2 separate regions of the Homo sapiens genome follow, and region 1 is linked to region 2. A link is an interaction called in ENCODE POLR2A ChIA-PET data of the cell type or tissue named here. Cell type or tissue: HepG2. All regions are shown on one strand.

What was found. Peaks named below come from ENCODE experiments on the same cell type or tissue, not always from the same donor. Only the 100,000 strongest peaks of a DNase experiment are listed, where the experiment ranks them.
Region 1: POLR2A ChIA-PET joins it to region 2 with 10 read pairs; 7 of 35 experiments call an interaction of 5 or more read pairs at or near these places.

The regions. Positions count from the first base shown.
Region 1 is chr20:62,409,047-62,417,046 of GRCh38, reverse strand. It overlaps RBBP8NL (RBBP8 N-terminal like), which reads left to right. Exons shown (of 14, transcript NM_080833.3): 5 at 175-287; 6 at 811-883; 7 at 1,102-1,259; 8 at 1,387-1,469; 9 at 1,760-1,926; 10 at 2,491-3,226; 11 at 3,502-3,646; 12 at 4,147-4,217; 13 at 4,294-4,423; 14 at 6,051-6,810. The coding sequence ends at 6,169. Among named protein-coding and RNA genes, the nearest start is that of CABLES2, 5.8 kb to the right of the region's middle. RefSeq lists an enhancer at 6,304-6,363. In HepG2, CTCF peaks have their summits at 2,747 (motif pointing right), 5,151 (motif pointing right), 6,360 (motif pointing right) and 6,693 (motif pointing left); DNase peaks (open chromatin) are centred at 4,266, 5,076 and 6,706; H3K4me3 peaks cover 1,259 bases; H3K27me3 peaks cover 3,454 bases.
Region 2 is chr20:62,619,467-62,627,466 of GRCh38, reverse strand. No RefSeq gene overlaps it. Among named protein-coding and RNA genes, the nearest start is that of SLCO4A1, 19 kb to the left of the region's middle. RefSeq lists enhancers at 2,628-2,677, 2,938-3,297 and a silencer at 2,808-2,897. In HepG2, a CTCF peak has its summit at 2,902 (motif pointing left); DNase peaks (open chromatin) are centred at 2,916 and 3,456; H3K4me3 peaks cover 1,036 bases; H3K27me3 peaks cover 757 bases.

The sequences.
Region 1 (8,000 bases), 210 kb after region 2:
CCCAAACTCAGTGGAACATGGGACACCTAGCCCACGGGGTGGGAAGAGGCCTGGGGCTCTACGGAATAGTTTGCAAAGGGCAGGGGCACTTCCCAGCAGTGGGGCAGTGAGTGTCCCAGGCCCTCTGTGGCTTCCGTGCCATCCCTCACACCCCCTGCGTCCCCATCCCTGCAGGCTGCGGGCCGGCCTGTGCGACCGCTGCATGGTCACCCAGGAGCTGGCCAGGAAGCGGCAGCAGGAGTTCGAGAGCTCCCACCTGCAGAACCTGCAGCGCATCTTCATCCTCAGTGAGCCCCACCCACCAGACAACCGGGGTCCTCTCCCACGGGGCCAGGCGACCCCAGGCCTGTTCAGCCCATGTAGGGGCATGGGGAAAGGAGGCAGGACGATCGGCCCCACACCACTGGGGGAACCTCACAACCCAATCTACAGACAAACACACAAAGCCCCCAGCCGGCGCTGGTGTGGCCCTCCCTCAACACAGCCTCCCTCCCCTGGGCTGGGGGCATCCCGGCCCCCACTGGGCGCGGCCTCCTTCCTGAGATGCGGAAGGTCCTGCAGTGCTGAGGCCCCAGTGGCCCTCCTGATGACCAAGGGCAAGCCCCCTTCCCTCGAGGCCGGCACTGCTCATTCAACAGCATCCAATCAGCCATGCACGCAGCCAGCATCCACGGCGCCCCTGCTGCCTGCCAGGCCCTGGGCTACGTGCTGGGGGCACTGCTGAGGGGCTTCCCTGGTGCTGTGACGACCCCACCCCTGCCCCTGTCCCCCCCAACCCCTGGCTGCTTTGCTCATCAGTGCCTTTTGCAGCCAACGAGATGAACGGGCTGAAGGAAGAGAACGAGACCTTGAAGGAGGAGGTGAAGCGGCTTCGGGGCCTGGGGTGAGTGGGAAAGGGTCCCAGGGCTCAGACACCCAACTCCCCAGCACCCCCCGAGCAGCACCCAGCACACGTCCCTGGGGGAACCGCCCATGGAGGACTCTCAGGCAGTGTCGGGACAGCTGCGTCACCTGGGGTCACCCAGGAGTGGGCCCGGCTTTTCTGATCATCTCCCGAGATGCTGCTCTCCCTCACCCTCCCTGTCTCTGCCTCCCCTCTAGAGACAGGCCCAAGCCCCGGGCCAAGGAGGGCACCTCGGACCCCCCCTCACCCCTGCTGCTCCCCTCCCCTGGTGGCTGGAAGGCCATCACAGAGAAGCCACCGGGAGGCCACGAGGAGGCTGAGGAAGACCACCAGGGCGTGGGCCTACGGGGAGAAGGTGCTGTGGGGACCGGGTGAGGCTGGGAGGCTGGGCCCCCGCAGGACCAGGGATCCTCCCCCTGGGGCTGGGCCGCTGCCCCTCTGAGCACCTCCCAAGCTCTTGCCCCTGGCTTCTCCTCCCACAGAAAAGCCAGCAGGGCACAGGACATCTCCAGTGGCCAAAATCTCCCCAGGGGCCACCCTGCCTGAGTCGCGAGCCCCAGACATGGTAAGGGCAGGGACCGGGAGCCCACCATGTGCAGCTGGGCCGGCGCAGGCAGGAGGCTGGAGGCAGCTGCACTTTCAGTATGCCAGCCTCTCATGCGCCTAACCCTGAATGTGCCCCTCCTTTGTCCCGGGCAGGAGCCACTGCGCTCCATTTGGCGTGGGTGGGGGTGCAGCTCAGCAGTGAGCAGGGGCAGAGTGGGAGCAGCCCAGGGCAGGCAGCAGAGGCTATGGCAGAGGCCACAGCAGAGGCCACGCATGCCCCCGCCCAGGCTGACCCACCCATCCTCACAGAGCCCCCAGCGCATCTCCAACCAGCTGCACGGGACCATTGCCGTGGTGCGGCCTGGGTCCCAGGCTTGCCCTGCCGACCGAGGCCCCGCCAATGGGACGCCCCCACCACTGCCCGCCAGGAGCAGCCCACCCAGCCCAGCGTATGAGCGTGGCCTCTCCCTGGACAGGTGCCCGCCTGCCCCACCCTCACCCAGAGTAGCCTCAGATGAGCTCTTCTCTCAGCCCCTGGTCCCAGGGCAGTCCCTCTGATTATCCCTCACAGCCCTGAACTTCTCTGGCTTGGCTTTTTCTGGGCACCCAGCCTGGAGCAAAGTTCCCACGTGGACACCTCCAGAGTGGCCAGGCCTGGGGCGTGGGGGCAGGGGATGTGGACATTGTCTGAGAACAAGTAGGGTGTGGAGGGTGGACAGGTGGCTAGGACCCTCCAGGTGAGGAGCAGGGGGCCGATGTCCCTGCCAAGAAGACACGGAGGCCTCGGCATCTGGCCCCACCTTGGAGCCCAGACCACAGGCCACCTCTGGCCAGGTCCACACAGCATGGCCTCCAGAGCTGGGGGCTGAGCCTCCCCTCCCTCCACTACCTGCCATGGGACCCATGCAGCTTGCTGCACCTCTCTGGACCTCAGTTTCCTCGCCTGTGGAGTGGGTGCCTGTCGTCTCTCCCTCTCAGGGCTCGCTGGGACGGTCACGGCTCCACACAGCCATGGTCATTCGGCTTCTCCTCCCTCACAGCTTCCTGCGGGCCTCCCGGCCCTCCGCCATGACCCATGAGGCCCCGAAGCTCTCCCCGAAGGTGGACCGGCTCTGCCTCCTAAACCGCCCCCTGTCCCTGCACCTTCAGAGCCCCCACAGCAGCCCCCTGGCCCCTGCTGCAGCCCCCAGCGACCCCCGGCTCCAGGACCTGAAGGCCAGAGAAGCAGAGGCCTGGGAGGAGCCCACAGAACTGCTGGGGCTGCCCAGTGCCCTGGCGGGCATGCAGGACCTTCGCCTGGAGGGGGCACTGCACCTGCTCCTGGCCCAGCAGCAGCTGCGGGCTAGGGCCAGGGCAGGCAGTGTCAGGCCAAGGGGCCAGCCCACACCCGGGGAGATGCTGCCCTCCCTACCAGTCGGCTCAGACTCTGAGGGCCCTGAGAATGAGGGGACCAGGGCAGCTCTGGCCGCAGCAGGCCTGTCTGGAGGGCGGCACACACAGCCTGCAGGCCCGGGCCGCGCCCAGAGGACAGAGGCTGCAGCCACGCAGGACTGTGCCCTAGACAAGCCCCTGGACCTCTCGGAGTGGGGCCGGGCCCGGGGCCAGGACACTCCCAAGCCGGCCGGCCAGCATGGGTCACTCAGCCCTGCCGCTGCCCACACTGCCAGCCCCGAGCCACCCACCCAGTCCGGACCCCTGACTCGCAGTCCCCAGGCACTCAGCAATGGCACCAAGGGGACCAGAGTGCCAGAGCAGGAGGAGGCTTCCACTCCCATGGTAAGGAGCCCGGTCCTGGCTCAGACCCGGTCCTCAGCCTCCACGTCCCCCACCCCGGGCCGGCCTCCCCCCAGACCTCGGGCTGCTCTTTTCCCTCTGCCCACCAAGTTGTTTCCCAGGGAGAAAGCGAGGCTGCCTCATCCACACTATAAAGGGAAAGGCAGGCCCCTCCACCAGCTGCAGCCTCAAGAGGGGTCCCACCGGCTGTCCAGGGCTGAGTTGGCGGCAAGGAAGTCTCCCAAATAAACTCAAGCCACCTACTTGCCTCCCCCCAGGACCCCTCACGCCCACTTCCAGGGTCCCAGCTCAGCCTGTCCTCTCCAGGCAGTACAGAAGATGAAGACACAGGGAGGCCTCTGCCACCTCCCCACCCACAGCCGCCTCCCCACCCACAGCCGCCTGACCTGGACGGCCACCCAGGTACAGTCAGCACCTGGGGTCAGAGTCCAGCTGGGAGGTGTTTTCCCCACGGAGAGAGAGGGTGGTGGTCAGTGCCCACCAGGAGTGGGTGTCTCCAGGCCCAGCTCTGCCCTGCCGATCTGACGGGGCAACCCCAGGCTCCAGGGCTTGGCTCTTCCACCTGCAGACACCGGAGGAAGCCGAGGGCCTGGCAGGAGCCTCTCTAACAACACTCAGTGAGGGGGAAAAGCACCTTAGCAATTAGGGCTGGCAAGCAGGCTGTGAGTGCCCCATCATGCAGCATCCAAGCCAGGGGCGGGAACCCCAACTGATGGGGACACTAGGCCTGGGCCCAAACCCCAGTCGGCCTCCTGTCAGCCAGTGCCCTGGGGCAGGTCACTTGGCCCTCCGTGCCTCAGTTTCCCCATCTGCAGAGTTGGCTCCACCCATCCTAGTCTGGCAGGCTCGGGAGACTCCCGGTGCCACCAGCCTGGCCTGACCCCACACTCTGCATCCTTCAGAGCCCAGCAAGGCTGAAGTGCTGAGACCAGAGTCCGACGAACTGGATGAGACAGACACCCCAGGCAGCGAGGTGGGTCCAGGCCACACACTCAGCAGGGCAGGGCCAGGAGGCAGTCCTCCTCGTGACCACACCCCCTTCTCCCCAGGTGGGCCTGAGCTCCCAGGCGGAGGCCACTACGAGCACGACCGGGGAGGGGCCTGAGTGCATCTGCACCCAGGAGCACGGGCAGGGTCCACCACGGAAGAGGAAGCGGGCCTCGGAGCCTGGGGACAAAGGTACAGCTGGCATGGGGCAGGTGCAGGGAAGGGGGCGAGGGGAGCCACAGCACCCACCTCTCCCCAGTGCCACCTCTCCTCCTGGCTGCCTGGAGAATGGCAGCCTCAGAATGATGGAGCCAAAAATGAACCTCAACCCTCCCCAAATGAACCCCACAGAGGAGGGCGAGGGTGGCCGGAGTGAGTCCTTCCTGTGCAGCCTCTGACTGTGTAGGTTGGTGTCAGGTCCTTCCAAATCTGAGCCTCAGTCTCCTCGCCTGTAAGGGGGCTGACATTAGGGATCGTAGGAGATTTCGGTGAGAGAAGGAGCCAGGGGATGGTCATTGTCCCCACCATCATCCTGGAAGGAAGGGTGTCCTGGTGCACAGGATAAGCCGCTGCCACAAGGAGCAGATCCCCAGGGCCCCTTGTCCACCTGCAGACAGGGTCAGCGCAGAAGGCACAGCCCCGAGGGGCATGGGGGCACGTTTGCTCCCCTGGGGAATTGCGGACGGCTCCAGTGTTTGCCAAGGGCAGTGTCCTTGGACCCAGCTCCTCCCAGTAATGCCGGCAGGAGCCTCGGCCCTGGTCCGAGGGTATCGGGACAACTTTTCACTTCCTGCTCTGGGCTCAATGGCAGCTCCAGCTGGGGTCCAGGAGCCCATGAGAGACTTTGAACACCTAATTGTATGGCCCTGGTTTTTCTCCGGGCAAGGCCCGCAGGCAGCAGGCGGGGTGGTGCCGCCACTGTGTGCCATTGTTGCCGGCAGGTGGCCATGGCCTGCGTCTGCCCGGAGCGGCAGTAGAGACCAGCACGGCCCTTATTTGAGGCACTTCCTGCTGAGTGGGTGGAAATGGCCCCGGGGGGTGCAGTCTGTGAGCCAGCACACCCTTGTGCTCCTACCTGAGCCGGGACCAGGGACGCTGGCAGGGGCTCCTGAGAAACTGCTGTGGCGATCAGTGAGAGCAGGTCCCTGCCCAGCATGAGCACAGCTCAGCGCCAGAGCCAGCATCCTCGTGCCTAGTGCCCCAGAAGAGTGGGTGCAGCTGTGGCTGCCTGTGAGCCTTATGACCCTGCCCAGCAGGTAGGATCATCACTGTTTGGCTGGTGCAGAAATTGAGGCTGAGAGGGGAGAGGTCACTTGCCCAAGGTCACAGGTCTGGGACTTGTGTCAGGATTCAAACCTGACCCATTCAACTCAGAGCCTGAGCTTGCTGTGCCTCAGAGATGGCCTAAGCCCAGCATCTCGGCAGGATCCCCGTCCCCGGACCATCGCAGGAACCAGGCGCCCCTCCCATGTGGCCCTAGCCCGGGGGCAGGCCTGCTGAGGCCCGCAGCCAGTGTCAGGCCAGCCAGTATGGCCTGGCTCCCTCCAAGGCAGGAAGGGGGCCACTGGGGTCAGTGCCGTGTTCGGGGTCACACAATGGGGAGAGTGTCCACCCTCCACCCAATTCTCAGGGTTCACCCTCAGATCGGGCTACCCCTGCTCTGGGCACCGGTTTCTGTAGGAACAAGGGTGGCCAGCAAACTTCCCCAAGCACCCAGCTCCCCGTGCCCAGAGGAGACCCAGGAGGCCCTAGGTGAGAGCCAGTGTTGCCTCAAAGGAAGGCACACAGCTCCGGCCTGACCTCCGGCCACTTCCCATAGCCTCCAAAAAGCCATCCAGAGGGAGAAGGAAACTGACAGCCACTGAGGGGCCCGGGAGCCCAAGGGACGCCGAGGACCACAGTCCCTCCCCCAACAGCAGCCCCTGGGAGGAGACCTAGCCAGCCTGCACCAGGGTCCACAGCGAGCCCGGGGCAGCCCTCCACCTGCCCACCAGGGCCTGGAGAGGGCACACCATCCAACCAGCAGGCAGCCCTGCACAGAACCCTGGGAGAAGACCTAGCCAGCCTCAGCTGAACCCACAGTGAGCCCAGGGCAGCTCTCTGCCTGCTCACCACAGCCTGGAGAGGGCACACCACCCAACCAGCAGGCAACCCCGAAGAGCCGGTGACGGGCACATCCTGGCCCACTTCAAGAGGGGCTGGAGGACCGAGAGGGGTCTCAGGCTGGCGATTCACCCCGTCTCCACCCACCTGGGAAATGCTCTGCGGCCCCTCCCACAGCCCAGCACCTGCTCCCTGAGGGGTGTGGGGACTGGAGGCGGGATCACTCAGGCTCCAGCCCAGCCCTACCCCTGCTGTGCACTGCAGCCGTTCCCAGGCAGTGCCCACGCTCTGGGAGGCAACGGACCACTCGGACCCCCACCCCTGCCCGCCAAGCTCCAAGCACAATCTTGGACGCCCCCTCGTGGGCTGACAGCAAACAGATGTCTGGCAGTGAGGGTGGAGGGAGACAGTGGGCGGCAGCACCCTCGAAGACCGGGTCCCCTGAGTGACGGAGAATAAACACTTGAAGAACCGTGCATGTGTCTGGCAGGGCCCCAGGACACCACTGACTGTGCCAGGGACTGGAGGTCACCCCCTTGCGGGAGGGCAGAATAAAACCAGCTCCTCTGCAGAGTCTGCAGCGGGAAGGGACCAGGGCACCCTCGGGGAAGTGCCTGGCCACAGCGGCGGCCGTGTGCACCTGCCCCTCCTCACTAGTCCCTGGCCTGGCAGCCACAGGGCAGCTCGCCAGGACTCCACCGGGAGCACTCAAGGCTGTCTGCTCCTCGGGGGAGGATGAGTATCAGTCCCTCCCAGCTTCGTGGGAGGAGCTTAAGAAATAGATTCTTGGGCCCAACCCCGGATCCACTGAACCAGGACTTTAGAGGTGAGCCTGGAGTCTGTGTTTTAAGAAGCTCCCAGAGGTAATTCTCCTAAATGTGAAGTCTGAGAACTGCCCCTTACAGGGCAGAGACACTGGGCACTGACACCTCTGCTGGGCATCAGGGAGCGGTGGGCAAAGGAGCAATGGCACCAAGTCATGGCCAGTGTTGGGGGACGGGGAGGAGAGCAGGTGTCCCTGGGAGGTCAAGGCAGGTGGCACCTGCAACCCAAATTTGGGTTCTGAGGGATGAACAGGAGTGTGCCAAGTAGGCAAGGAGCTAGGATGTTCTGGGAAGTTTGCTGAGACCCCAACTCTAGAAAAATGGACAAGGATCAGGCAGAAAGGAAAGGTGGGGGCCACGGAGGGGTGCCAGGGCAAGGGGGAAACTAAGAAGTCAGCCCAAGGGCCAGGCCTGCAGTCAGGAGCATCCAGACAGAGCCCTGCGCTTGACACCTGCTCAGAGTTCAGGGTGAGAGCCAAAGAAAATAAGGAGCGAAACTCATGAGCAGGGCCCTCTGCAGCCAAAGCACCAAGGTGAGCTGGGCATTTAAAACCACGCATCACAGGGATGGCAGGACACGGGCCAACGACTGGGCTGGGTGAGGCCTGGGCCAGACTGGGGTGCGGGCCTGACTCAGGGGGCACTGCCTCCCACCTGCAGCCTGTGACATGTCTGCCTGTTGTCCTGAGAGGCCAGAGGGACTGAACTCCCAAGAGGGAAGTCCAGGTGTGTTAAAGGTTGCTTTAATTTCTCCAGAATCACACGAAACAAAAGCCGTGTGTTCCCTACACACTGCCCGCAGGCCAGGTTGGCTTTTGGCCACCCATCGACACCCTGGGGAG
Region 2 (8,000 bases):
GGTGATGATGGTGATGGTTGAGATGATGGTGGTGGTGATGATGGTTGTGATGAGGGTGATGATGATGGGGTTGGTGATGGTGGTGATGGTTGAGATGATGATGGTTGTGGTGGTGGTGATGGTTGTCATGAGGATGGTGGTGGTGGTGATGATCATGGTGATGGTAATAGTTGAAATGATGAGGTTGGTGGTGGTAATGATGATGGTGGTAGTGATGGTGATAAGAGTTATGGTGATGATGACAATGACAATGATGTATGAAGGTCTTCCTCATGCCAGCCCTCCTCCCAACACATGGTAAAGAGCTCGAACTTTATCTAAAGAGCAACAGAGAACCGCAGAAATTTTAACTGCGTATGACATAATTTGATGTGTGTTCTTAGGAGATCTTGTGGCATGGAGAGGGACTGATGGAGACAGGAGACCAGGTAAGAGGTGATGGGCAGGAGGGGTGGCAAGGAGGCCACAGACTTGAGAAAAGTTTTGGAGCTAGGGCTCAGGACTCACTCTTAGGCCAGAGGTGGCAGACGAGGGAAAGAGGCCATTCTCGAGGTGAGGAGGACAGGTGGGGCAGGGAGAGCCAACTGGGGAAAAGCCGAAAAATTTCTGAGTTAGACAGGAAAACTCTGAGACACCTGCTGGGTGCCAGACGTGATAGTGGATCAGCAGCTGGACATGGAACTCTGGGTTTTGGGGGCAATTAGGCTTAGAGGTGAGAAATCCAGGGTCATCTGTGGAGGTGAGGTGGCATTTACCTAGACCAAGGCTGGTGCCCTCTGGGTGAGGCTGCTGGTGAAAGTGACCGTGGGCTGGAAGAGCAGGAGGGGGAGGGGGTGTTGGCACATTGCTTGTACCCTGGGGCTGCCAGCAGTGCCCAGGGAGCTTGAGGAGAGGCTATGACCTCTCCCTGGTGCCCCTCTGCCTGGGAGGTCAGTCCAGAGGCCAACACATGCTCAACGTCAGGAGGAAGCCCCTGGGTCCTGCCAACCCCACAGGCAGCCTGGGAGGCTGCACCCCGGGTGGTCCAGTGGATGAGGCAAGAGTGTGGGGGCGCCTCCTGCCCTGGGTTGGGACTGCGGTGGGGAAGGCCAGCTCGGTCTGGGAGCAGGCACAGCAGGCGGGAGCAGTGGCACCGCAGGGCAGGACTGTTCAGGAAGACGCCTGCCGGGTCACACCTCGAGGGCACCCGTCCCTGCCCTTCCTCTGGTTTCCCCCCTCAGAGCCTCAGCTTCCTAGCTCTGAAGGCAGCGGGACTGAACTGTGACCCAGAACCCCAGTAAGTAAGACACATATGAGCAGAACCACTGTGGTACACAACCCTGCCGGCCCCTTCCCCAGGCCCACAGACCCGCCCCAGGCACTGCAGGGCCAGTCTGGAATCCCTAAGGACCTGCACACCCAGTGTGAGGCCTTGGCGGGTCCTGAGGTGTCTGGAGCTGGAGGGAAGGTGCTGCGAAGGGAAAGGCACCCAGAGGGGGCTCCGGGGACAGAATGGGCTGCCTTGCAATTCACAGTGCCACCCACTCCATTGTCCGTCGGCTTGTCGCTCTGAACCAAGCAGCCCCTATGGGACCCTAGTGCGGCTCCACTGTGCCCTTGCTCATGCCTCGTTCCAGCTGAGATGCCCACGAGGGGCCGCCGCGCCTGCGGGACATGGGGTCCGGCCAAGTCAATGCTCCACCTGCCTCCAGAGGGTGAGACTTCCTGGGGATCCCGAGGCTGCTCCCATTTCATGGAGCCATGTTTTTCTTGTCTCTTCCGACGTCCCACATCACAACCCGTGTCCAGGCCCAGATGCCCCCGGCAGTGTGCGCACGTGCCCTGCTGAGGCTGGGGGCCGCTCCTCTCTCCGCGGCTTGGCATGGCTCTCCCGGGCTGACCACACCCTGGGCAGGGCCGGGCCCAGTGGTCGCCTGGCATGGCAGCTCACTCAGCCTGCAGCATGGTGCCCTGGCACAGCAGCTCAGCCTACAGCACGGTGCCCGCCACCCTCCATGGCCCCCTTGGCTGTGTCTTGTCTTGGTTCACGCAGCATTATCTTACAAGCTAAGGAATGAAAGGGTTGGAATTTCGCGGGGCTTGGTGGTGTGATGTGACTGTGATGATGAAGGAACATGCTCCTTGGCCACACGGAGGACACGGGAGAGCCACCTCTGGCCTGCGCCCACCCGCCCATCCTCGTGCAATGGCCCTGCTTGACTCAGCATTCGGAGGCCCGGGCCGCGTCGCTGCAGCCTCGTGCCAGTTCTTCCTCCACATCCCAGAGCATCACTGTGAACGGAAAAACCGAGCTCATCCCTGGGCCTTGGATTCACGTGTTTTTTTGCCGTCATTTGTGGGGAGGGAAAGCAAAGGCTGAGGTCTCTGTGTGCCTGAACCCGGAGCCCGTGCCTGGGCACACGCTCACCTGCCTGGTCCGGTCACTGCAGGCTCCGTCCAGGCCGACTCAGGTGACTCTCGGGAGCACAGGCTGCTGTTGTTCCCAGGACCCTGGCACTCCTTACAAAGACTTACTGAGTGGACAGCCTTGTTCCTCCCTCGAGTGGGGCGGACGTGCCCTTCCTCTCTGAGTAGACTAGGGGTTTGCTCTGTCCTTTTAAGCACCGAGTTCCGGCACAGTCTGCTCTTTCGGTAAAACTGGCAGAAGTGTGGTTGGATGGTCGTTTCCCTTTTTTGATGATGACATCTTTGGATAATAAAGAGCTTCTCCTAAAAATATCCAAATACAGAAGTACCTGGAAGCTGCTTAGGAGACAGGCTGGGCTCCTGGTCCTTCTGGGCCTCATCCTGGCTCTGAGGTGTGTCCATCAACACAGACAGATCAGGCCCCACAGCAGCCAGGGCCCTGGTCCCGCGTCCCTGCACGGGCCCCCGCGGGCACCACCTGGAGGCTGCAGGTGTCGCTGCCAGGGCCAGGGTGCACTGCACACTGGGTCCCAGGGGTCTCCACTAGAGGTGACACGCGGCCCTTCCAGCCACTTTCCATGGGCCCAAGCAGCCATGCGTGCCCCCCTACCCCTGGGGGAAGTCAAATCCTGCCCCTTGCTCTCAAGGAAGGGCAGGAATATAGGATCAATGTGGGAGGCTTTTGTCTTGGTTTGGGTCTGGTTTCATTTCAGGGGAAGCCACACTCCCTCTCATCTCCACAGTGGCTGGAGTCCTGCGACCTCAGGGCCGAGAGGAGACCCGGGCGGGATCATCACAGCTTCCCAGGTGCTCCTGCCAAGGTCAGCGGGGAGCGGGTGGCCTCCTGCAGCCCCTGCCCCTCTGGCGGGGATCCTGAGTCCTTGGCCTGTTGTGCTGCCTGCCCTGGAACGTTCTGTCCCTTGCAGATGCTGGTGGGGCGTGGCCAGACACACCCCTGATCTGCAGGTGGGAGGGGCCCCGACCACTGCTCCCCACAGCCCCGCCCCTGAGGCTGAGTGAAGTCATGCTCTGGGCGGTTGTGACTTCTGGTCCGGTAGAAACATTTCTGGTTGAGCTATCAGTGGCTGAAGGTCCTTCCTGCCCTGGAGAGGAAAATTTCAACCCTGGAAAATTACCAGGGCAGGCGGCCAGGGAAGTTTCTGCCCTGGGGCGGTGGTTTGAGAGTGAAGTTTCCTGGGCTGGTCTCAGCCTGCAGGGGAAGCACTGGCTCCCAGGAACTTTGACAAGCCCAACTCCCCTGGTTCTCTGGAGGCCAGGAAAGCTGTCCAAGGCTTTCCCGACGTGGGCAGGAACCAGTCATTGTCACAGGGAAGCATGGCCTTTGGGACAGGTGCAGGCTGTTAGCTGTGTGTTCAGAAGGCACGTAGACTCCTTCCAGCAAGCGTAGCCTCACCCACCTGACTCACGCCTTCATGGCGCCAGCTCCCCTCCCCCAGCCCCTTTAGGGAAACTTTTCAGAGCACCCGGAAGCCAGGCAAATACCAAGGGAGGGTTAAATACCCATTAAATCATTAAAGCAGAAAACACATCTCCTCCTTCGTCCCACCCCTCCTCTTCACGCACACCCCCTCTCTGTGGGTGGAGGGCACCTGACCCCCTCCGGGTCTCTCTGCCGCTGCTGGGACTCCCAGGCCTGTGCCACACGTGCCAGCACACACCTCAGGCTCCACGGGCCCTGGGAAGGCTCTGAAGTGCTCCAGAGGAGACACAATTAGGAAGCCATGCCCAGCTCCGCTCTGAGTGAACCACAGAAAACTTCACTGATGGAACCAAAACCACCCGGGCAGCCCTTTGGCTGTGGAGGACGGTGTGAACGTCCGCGGCCTCGGAGGCTGTGGAGGGAGGACGGTGTGTACGTCCGTGGCCTCGGAGGTCCCAGCTCAACCAGGTCAGGCTGCTCTTCCCGCCTGTTGGGACTGATGGGCCTGCCATAGGCCCTGGAGCCAAGGCCACCTCCGAGGCTGGGGAGCGTCACACGGCAGGCACTGTTGAGGCCGCCTCCCCTGGTGACCGAGTGGCGTCCCCGGGAGGTGACCGCCCAGGAGGCAGCACCAGCCTGCCTGGCACTTACATGGCCCCAACCCAACCAGTTGGGCCGTCGCAAGGGCCAGCACCCAGGCAGCACTGGGCCTCGGCTTGTTCACCTGTAAAGCGGGGGACACCAGGACTGTGAGGAGCAGGGGGACGACTCTATAGAGAGCCCAGAGCAGCGTGAGCCGTGGGCCAGGGCTGCCTCCGGGCCGGACTCCCACGGTGGCTTCTAAGTTAGAAACATGCAGGAGACCACGTCGTTTCCTGCTGGGAACCTCCCGAGGCTCCTGGGGCCTCAGAGTGAGACCTGCACTCCTTTTCTCGAAGGCCGGGTGAGTTTCGGGGGCTGCAGTAACAGCCCCAGCGAAGGGCCGACACAGCTCACAGGTCACCTTACAGTTCTGGAGGCAGAGGACTGAACTGGGGCACCAGGAGCCAGCAGGAATGAGCTCCTTCCGGAGGCTTTAAGGCAAAATCCATGTCCCTGTCTTTCCCACCTGCATTTCCTTGGCTCAAGCCCTTGCTTGCAGCCCTCAGACCTCTACGCCCCTCCTCTGCCTCGGACCTCTACGCCCCTCCTCTGCCTCGGACCTCTACGCCCCTCCTCTGCCTCGGACCTCTACTCCCCTCCTCTGCCTCGGACCTCTACTCCCCTCCTCTGCCTCCGACCCTCCTGCCTCCTTCCTAGATGGCCCTGGTGATTATACTGGGCTCACCCGGATAATTCAGGCTCCTCTCCCATTCTAAGGTTCTGAACTCCTTTGCCAAGTAAGGTGACAGTCACAGACTTGGGGGATTAGGACATGGTTGTCACGGGGGCTGCCATCCAACCTGCCTGGAGGGCATTCCTGCTCGGAGGACCTCCTCCCGTGCGTGGTCTCCCCTGATGCTGGCTTTTGCCCCCATGGTCTCTGCTTCCCAAAGCTTTCCCTCCGCCTCAGCCCCAGCTGTCCTCCCCACTCTCAGGGTCCTGGCCCCAGGTCCTTTCCCCAGAGGCCAGCCTGGCTGCCGGGACTGCTCCCATGAGCTCCTTGTCAATGCAGTGTCTGTTGGCCTGCAATCCACCCTTTCCCCATAGACTGAAGTGGCACCCAGGCAGGACAGCCCCCCTCATCCCCGAGGAGTGCCAGGGTTGGGGCACGTGTGCCAAGGAGCCCAGACCTGCCCAGAGCCAGACCGGCTCCTCTTCCTGCCCCTGGGTCACGGCTGCCCTGAGTTCTCCAGGCTGGGGTGAGCTCCGCGTCTCAGCCGTGCTCGGGAGCAGGGCACTCAAAGCTTTTGTCACAGTTTTCTGTCTGTGGATTCATTCTTTCATCTGGTTTCTTGGGCTTTGACTTCATCCTAGCACTGGGACGCGGTGCAGCCAGACAGGGTCCTTCCCGACGCCACAGATACCACGGGTGAGACAGCCACGGAGGCACAGCCACACAGGCGTGGTCGCAAGCCAGCATGGTGTGTGTTTGGGAGCATTTGGCTGTCACAGGCTCTGACCTCGGCAGGGCCAGGGGCTTCCTGGGAACATGACTCTGAGCCGGGATCTGAGGATTAGCAGGTCCTGCCCAGTCGAGGGAGGGCGGGGCATGGTGAGCGGCCGAGCAAGGGCCCCGTGGCAGGAAGGAGCTGGACACACACAGAAAAATGCCAGGGGGTAGTAGGAGGGCATCGGGGTGGGGAGGCGGACCGTGTGGGTGATGCCAGGCTGGCCGGCGGGGATCGGGGTGCGCAGGACCTGCCAGGCTGCGACCCCAGGGCAGCGGAGGCACGGGAGGGGTGGAGGGGGAGGCACGGGAGGGGTGGAGGGGGAGGCACGGGAGGGGTGGAGGGGGAGGCACGGGAGGGGTGGGGGAGGCACGGGAGGGGTGGAGGGGGAGGCACGGGAGGGGTGGGGGGAGGCATGGGAGGAGTGGAGGGGGAGGCACGGGAGGGGTGGGGGAGGCACGGGAGGGTAGGGGAGGCACAGGAGGGGTGAGGGAGGCACCGGAGGGGTGGGGGCACAGGGTCTGCCTCTTGCACTTGAGTGCTCTTCCCCCCACCCCCAGGCCTGGACGTGGGCGGTGACGGCTTTTGCATGGGTCCTCCGGGCAGCAGGCAGGGCTTGCACAGGGGTATGGGGCTTGGGAGGGGCATGGTGCTGCCATCTGTCCAGAAGAGGGGTCTAGGGCGAGCAGAGCCCCCCGCCCCCCGAGTGCTAACAGCCTCCTGGGGAGGAGACTCTGTGCCCACAAGGGCCTGGACGCCTGGGCTCAGTCAAGTCCGCCCCTCATGGTGGGGCTTCCCAGGCTCTTGTGCCCTCGGTGTGCAGTGCCCACCTGATCCTTCGCTCGCCCAACCTCAGAGCCCCTGCTTCTCCCACAGACACTGATAACACTCATCTCGTGGCTGTCAACCCAGAAGGGATGCCTGCAGGTGGGGGCCAGCAATGAGGCCTTCGAAACCCCAATGCCATGACTCTGTGGGGGATTTGGCACAGAGGGTTTTATTGTATTGTCTTAAAAATTTAAAACCAATACCCATTTCCATTATTAAAAACTTTCAAGTTTGTTTGAAACAATTTGGGTGACAATATACTTTTTTACTCTACATTTTATTAAATCTAAATACAATCAAGGATTTCTGATAAAAATTTAGTGTCTGATTGAGATGGTCTATAAGTGTAAAACAAACACTAGATTTTAAAGACTTAGTAGAAAAAAGGGAGAGTAAAATCACTCTTTAATAATTCTTTAGGCCAGGCATGGTGGGTCATGCCTGTGATTCCAGCACTCTGGGAGGCCAAGGCAGGTGGATCACCTGAGGTCAGGAGTTCGAAACCAGCCTGGCCAACATGGCGAAACCCCATCTCTACTAAAAATACAAAAATTAGCTGGGCATGGGGTGGCACACGCCTGCAATCCCAGCTACTCGGGAGGCTGAGGCAGGAGAATCACTTGAACCCGGGAGGCAGAGGTTGCAGTGAGCCGAGATTGCGCCACTGTGCCCCAGCGTGGGTGACAGAGCGAGACTCCATCCCTCAAAATAATAATTCTTTGTATTGATTATCCAAGTGATAATATTATGGCTCTATTGGATTTAAATAAAAATAGTATTGGCTGGGTGCCGTGGCTCATGCCTGTAATCCCAGCACTTTGGGAGGCCGAGGCGGGCGGATCACCTGAGGTTGGGAATTCGAGACCAGCCTGACCAGCATGGAGAAACCCTGTCTCTACTAAAAATACAAAATTAGCTGGGCGTGGTGGCGCATACCTGTAATCCCAGCTACTTGGGAGGCTGAGGCAGGAGAATAGCTTGAACCTGGGAGCTAAAGTTTGCAGTGAACCGAGATTGTGCCATTACACTGCAGCTGGGGCAACAAGAGCGAAACTCCGTATCAAAAAATAAATAAATAAATAAAAAAGTATTAAAATTAATCTCATTTGTTTATTTTCCCTTTTGTCAGTATGGCTGCCAGCACAGGTAAACTTACATGCGTGGCTTTGCTACATTTTTACTGGACTCTGCTCTTCTAGATGCTCAGAACTCTTCGAAGCCTGCAGGTTTGAACA